Regions from separate parts of the Mus musculus genome. Here region 2 is linked to region 1. The links are chromatin contacts, found by Hi-C or POLR2A ChIA-PET in ENCODE. All regions are on one chromosome and are shown on one strand. Each heading gives the region's core, a stretch centred on a gene start or an enhancer-like site at or near the end of the contact. The rest is flanking DNA. Distances are from core to core; before and after follow the strand shown.

What was found. A loop is a pair of places that touch in the nucleus more often than their neighbours do. ChIA-PET counts read pairs that join two places held with the same protein, here RNA polymerase II (POLR2A).
Region 2: a map of left cerebral cortex shows a loop between it and region 1 (9-fold over the local background). The contact joins the promoter of Actr10 here to the promoter of Psma3 in region 1. A Hi-C loop is called at or near these places in 5 of 37 maps with a recorded cell type or tissue (gastrocnemius, heart and left cerebral cortex). POLR2A ChIA-PET finds 5 or more read pairs at or near these places in 3 of 5 experiments (Patski and embryonic stem cell).

Annotation. Positions count from the first base shown.
Region 1 is chr12:70,972,907-70,976,074 of GRCm38, reverse strand. Psma3 (proteasome subunit alpha 3) reads right to left here and starts at 1,452. Exons shown (of 11, transcript NM_011184.5): 1 at 1,308-1,452. The coding sequence starts at 1,328.
Region 2 is chr12:70,936,446-70,939,615 of GRCm38, reverse strand. Actr10 (ARP10 actin-related protein 10) reads right to left here and starts at 1,759. Exons shown (of 13, transcript NM_019785.2): 1 at 1,585-1,759. The coding sequence starts at 1,661.

The sequences.
Region 1 (3,168 bases), core at 203-2,702:
AACTGCCCAGCAGTAGGGGTTAAAAAAAAGAAAACCAAATGGCCCAAAATGACTGACAAATACTGGTATTTACAATTCTTAGAAGACAGCCAGAAAACAAGCCTTCAACCGTGAAACTTCCTAAAACTCAGGGTTACTTTCATATTAAAATATTCCACATGGATTGACCACTGACAGAGGATAACATTACTACAACTGCAAAGCCAATTTGCTGAGACATATTATTGAGCACTTATCCCAAAAGTATTACATAGTATTAATATCTTGTAACCACTTAATTCTAAGCATAAGAACACAGTATGCGAGTTTAATTCTGAGCAGCAAATCTTATTTTGTTTGTGTGTGTGTGTGTGTGTGTGTGTGTGCGCGCGCGCGTGTTTTGTTTTAAAGACAGGGTCTCTTTACATAGTCCTGGCTGTCCTGGAACTCATTAAGTAGACCAGGCTGGCCTCGAACTCAGAGATCCTCCTACCTCTACCTCCCAAGTGCTAGGATTAAAGGGGTGCACCACACTTGGTGAGCATCAAAATAATGGGGGAAACAAGGATAACCAAGAAACGCATTATTCATTCATTACCTCTACTGCAAATAATCGAGACTGTTAAGTAGTTCTATATGGAGACAAAGGAAAGGTGGGGTAAATCGCTGCACACACTGGGTGTATTTAGCCCCAACAAATTAAAGTCCAGCTCGCAAATCCTCAATACTCCTTACAAATCGGAGGCGCTTAGGCCCATAGATAACCCTTTAAATGCTTACAGACTCGCTTAAAATAGCTTGTTCGCGAAAAGCAGAACGCAAAGGAAAGGCAAGGACTCATGAGATCCAGCCTTTCTTCTAGGTGGTGTCCCGTTTCCAGGGAACGTCCACTAACTAGGTTCCGTCCGGGAAGCCCGGGCAGGCCTGTGAGTCAGCAGCACCGCAGCACACAGCTCCGCAGCACCTGCATGGGCCGGCGGCGGCCGCACGACGCACTCGGCGATCCGGCCGAGGCATTGCGACCAGCAGGGGCTTGCAAGGGGCCGTTCGAGGGTCGAGCCGGGGAGCTCGCACTGCGGCAGGCCCGCGAGTCTCCACTTTCAGTTTCCTTAAGCATGAGACTAAAGTGACTCAGCACCCGGGGCTGTCGCTGCACGGGGGCGGACAGGACCGGCCCGAACCGCCGCGGGAGCCGGGGTCACCGAGACAGAGGCCGCGGGTCCCCAGGACTCGGGCAGCGCCGGGGATCCAGCGGCCCTCCGAGCCGCAGCCGGGCTTCCTCACTGCCTTCAACCCCGAACTGGAAGAGACGGCGCGGAGAGACTCACCCCAGTGCCGATGGAGCTCATGGTGCTGACCCGGCAGGCCGCGGAACGCTTCCAGGCCTCAAGCGCCGCTCCTACGCCGCACACGGCGCAGGCTAGTAACAGGCTCGCCCATTGGCTGCGCTCTCCACCAATAGCCTTTCCTCTTGCGGCTTGTTCCGTGGGCTGGGACGAAAACTGTAGGGGGAAAAAAAAAAAAAAAAAAAAGCAGAGAGCGCGCGTGCGCAGAAACCATAGAGGCGGTTCCCTGGAGAAGTTGCTACTGTGTCAACTGAAACTGGTATTGGAAGAGCTAAGGTCAGAGCCTAGTTCCTAATAGTCCTAAGTAGCTAATAATCCTAAGGAGGACAGGCTTGGGCACCTGTCCTCTGTAGCCCACACAGACAGGAATTCTTAAAAGTCGGGGAAGGAAAAACCCACCTTAGGAAAAGGAACAAAGCCGGGCGTGGTGGCGCATGCCTTTAATCCCAGCACTCGGGAGGCAGAGGCAGGCGGATTTCTGAGTTCGAGGCCAGCCTGGTCTACAAAGTGAGTTCCAGGACAGCCAGGACTACACAGAGAAACCCTGTCTCAAAAACACCAAAAAAAAAAAAAAAAAAAAAAAAAAAAAAGGAAAAGGAACAAAAGGAGGCAATTGACCCCCCCATCCTCCGACCAAGTTCATCATCAGAGTCCGAACATGACGTTTGGTTCAACTGCTGTGCATAACTAAGCAGCCTCGGTCAAGGTGTGATACCTTTTCCATCATGGTTTCAACTTTAGCCTCTCCTGCAAGGTGGTGTGAAATCTATGTGTGAGAGAAAGCTGTCCCTCTGGCTGGAACCAGGCAGGCTTCAGCCTTCTTTCACCCAGCATGTAATTCCTGGAGAAGTTCCAGTTTCTTGGAGTCTTATCAAAAAGAGGAGCACAAGAGCTTCTTTAGAATATCTTCATTCCTACTAGGAAGATTATGAGACTTAGCGTTAGGAAAGGCTAAGGTGGCTTGGGGGACTCCAGTTGCTCGGCTCATTCTAACAACTATCAGGTTATGATCTTAAGTATTAAGTGGAGGGAGGGCAACAGATAAATCAAAGGAGTGGGCATGGAACCTGACCTAGTGGTGGGTGGATTTTAAATCCCAATTGTAAATACAACGTTAGAAATATTTTTATTTAAAAAAATATATCTGAGCCGAGCGTGGTGGCACACGCCTTTAATCCCAGTACTCGGGAGGCAGAGGCAGGCGGATTTCTGAGTTCGAGGTCAATCTGGTCTACAAAGTGAGTTCCAGGACAGCCAGGGCTATACAGAAAAACCCTGTCTCAAAAAAACAAAATAAATAAATATCTGGAGACTTTTATTTTATATAGCTAGAAAATATTTTCCAGCAGGGTGATGCAGAAGGCAGGGACGGGAGGCCAGCTTGCAATATAAGAGCCCTGTCTAAAAAGAAAACAAAACAAACATCAATAAAAACACATTTTTAAAAACCCACTATCAATCAACTTTATTTTGGTTCGTTGTTTTGTTGAAGCAGTCTCAAGTATCTTAGGCTGGCCAAAGATGGCACTGAACTCCTAATCTTTCAGCCTCTACCTAAAGATGGAATTACAACCCTGGTTTATCACTCCAAGCCTAGGTAATGTCTTTCATAAGAAAAAAAAGGAAAAAGAAAAGAAAAACCAACAGCACACATTTCATTCGTTGTGTTTCAGCCTCCCTCCGAGTGTGGAAAAAGGGTTGCTTAGTAGTAGTATTTTTATTATTTTTACATGTTTGAGGGGAGGAAGTGTGCACGTGAGAACAGGTGACCACAGAGAACAGAGGGTGACTTTGAATCTCCTGGAACTGGAGTTACAAGTGGCTGTGAGTTTCTTTGCTCTTA
Region 2 (3,170 bases), core at 510-3,009, 37 kb after region 1:
ACAACTTGTGGGTCTTGGTTTAAGCCAAGCACAGTAGGCACATGAACAATGCCAGCACTCAGGAGGGCAGAGGCACTAGGACTAGAAGTTTGGGGCAGCTTGGGCCACACTGGACACTATTTCAAAAAGAAAAAAAAAACAAAAAGAGAAAAGAAAAGAAAAAGAAAAAGAGAAAAATTAGTAGTCAGTGCCACATTTCTTTTGTGCTGGAAAAAAGGTTGCTAAAATGACCATATTGGAAATCACACCTTTTTTTTTTTTCTTCCCCCGCCTGGGCACTGTTCCCCTGTGCCTAGACATCTCTCTCCATTTTCACTTCAATGTTACTTATATTCAGTGCTCCTCAAAGTCCTCAAGGACTTTGTAATGATGTAGCTTAAGTTCTGCCTTTGAAAACTTTTATGTCCTTCTGTCTTCAATCACATCCCTATATAATAATTTATATTTTCAATGTATAGCCACAATAATTATTTTCAGGTAGTAATCTCTACTTATTATATTAATGTTTTTTAAAAAAGTAAGATGAATATGGGAGAGTCAGAGAAGGAGAGGATAATCAAGAACTATGTTTAATCCAATTCTGTAGCTTCTAAGGACCAATTTTTAAGTCTGTTCTTATGACCATTTATTTAATAGTTGCTTAACATCTATTACAGGTTAGGAAGTGTTTAAAATATGCAAAAATAATCCACACATCTGTTTCATATATAACTTCACCTCAAACACATAATATGTATATATGATGGAACTCTCAGCTTTCTGGAGCCTAATATGTATTTCATACACAACATCACTTTATATATACATATATGTCATGTAATTCTGTGTTGTTCTTGAGTCCAATACAAGGACTCTTAAATGGATGGTCCAAAGAACTTAAAACCGTCCAGCATCCTCTCATACTGTCCAGATGTTCCAAGGCTTGTGAATTTGTGTTTTGCTATCTCTACCTTTGACTGCCACTTCGAGGACCACTACTCCCGTGCTTACAAACTGCTTTTTTAAAGTGCAAAATGTGGGTCTAAGAGTATTATAAGGTAACCAACAATTTCCCGTCTCATTTCTATGCGGCTTCCTGTCTTCATGTGCCAGGGCTCCATAGCTGATTTCCTACACTCCTGGAGAACAATCTATTTCCAGAACCAATGGGGCTCCATCCCATAAATGTTTTATGGTGGAAAGAGTCAGCAAGCGTTACAATTCGATGGTTTCCTTCCAATCTGACCCAGCCAGAGGCAAGCACAATCTGGGTCATCGCTGTCAAAAGTTAAAGTGATGGCCCCTGATCACCTTAGACGGGGGTGGGGTGGGGGACACCGTTCCCCGAGCTTCCTGGGCTTCTCTAGGAGTCCAGATCCCACTCAGGCCACCAGATCCTACAGGTTCGCATTGCCCAAGAGAGTCCTCCCTGACAACACATTCATCACTGAGTGTGGACTGAGCTTTGCCTTAAGGCAACGATGTGAGCTAGCATTCGCGGGATCGCCGGGGGAAGGTCCCGGGTGCCCAGCGGGCCTAAAGACGGTTGCCAGTCCGGGACCACCGGCACGTCCCTCGGGCCCACAGCCGCCCATGGCCACTCACTTGGTGAAAGCTTCTCCTAGGTCGATCACGACTGCTGTCTTCTCGCCGCCGCTCCCAAGGCCCTCGTAGAGCGGCATCTTTGAGAGACCGACGTAGAGAGGGTGAAGTGGTCCGCCCGGCGGGGGGGCTGCCTCAGCGCGGGGGCGGGGCGGGGTCCTCACAAAGCCGAGGACCCGGGCTGGCCAAGGAGAGGCCTGACGTCGCGGAGGCCGAGGCGGTCAGGCGCGCCGGACACCTTAGAGGGGCGGAGCCTCCCGGGTCCTCTCGCTCAGCGGCCGGGGGCGCCTGCGCGGCGTAGTAAGGATTTTTAGCGGCTTAGGAGGGGAGGCAGGAACTTGAGATCGCTTTCTCATTCTCCAGTTCTGTGTTGGTCGTTTATCATGACATTTAGTCGCCGCAATGAACACACAAGATAGAGTCTGCTCAGAAGAGATTGGCTTTCACTCTCCCCGAAGCAGTTCTAGAAAAGGATCCTAAGATCTAAATTCAAAACTTGGATTGGGAAGGCGGAAATGCTCCTTAATTACAGCAGTATTTGTGGTGGTTTACATGCGAACGCCCCCCCCCCCCCCCCCCCCGCGCGCCTAGGCTCATCTGTTTGAATGCTTAGTCACCGAGGACTGGAACAGTTTTGGAAGGATATGGAGATTTGACCTTGGAGGAGGTGTGTCACTGGGAGTGGACTTTGGGGTTTAAAAAGCCCACACTAGGCGCAGCTCTCTCCTCCCTGCCTCCTCTGCCCCCAACCCCCACCCCGGACCCTTGTTGCCTGGCAATTAAGATGTAAAGCTCTCAGCTACTGCTTCATTGCCATGCCTGCCCGCCACCCCACCCCCCCATCATTAACTAAAACTGTAAGCAGGTCCCCGATTGACGATTCCTTTTATAAGAGTTGTCTTAGTCATGTTGTCTCTTCCCAGAAATAGAATAGTTACTAAGACAGCAGTTCTTGCCTGTTGCTGGGGAGATTGATTGGATTTCTAGAAGAGGAGAAACCAGGTGTCATGGTGGCAAGATGCAAAGATATGATCAAAGCATATACATGAAATCGAGAACAAATAAATAAAAATTTAATAAGGAGAATATCGTGGTTATTTTAGCAGAAAGAAAAAAAGAATGAACACAAAACAAATATATTCCTTAATAATCTCAGATGTTTGAATGGAACCTCTTGTGGAGTATTTTTTAAAAAGAAAGATTTAAGAGTACATTAAAAAAACAAACAAACAAAAAAAACCCTGATTTATTTCTCTTGCTGGCTGGAAGCAAAGAATGTTGACCCAACTGAAAAAACTGTCCAGACAGTCTGCAAAAGAGACATTTTCTCACAGTCATCTAACAAAAATCCCAGCACTGGGCAAGGAGATGCTGTTTGAGCAGTTTGTCAGAGATGTCCAAGAAACTCCCCAAACAAGCTTTGCTGTTGCTCTTAGTTGCATTGCAGAGGTTGAGGATAAGTCGTTGTTGCTAAGACACCATGCACTTTAGACAGAGGACCCAGAGGTTCTAACCAGAAAGCCTCCTCCCTGAGAACTAGCTTTCATGGTACCAGAAGGCTCCATACAAGCTTTCAAAGAAGGGAAACC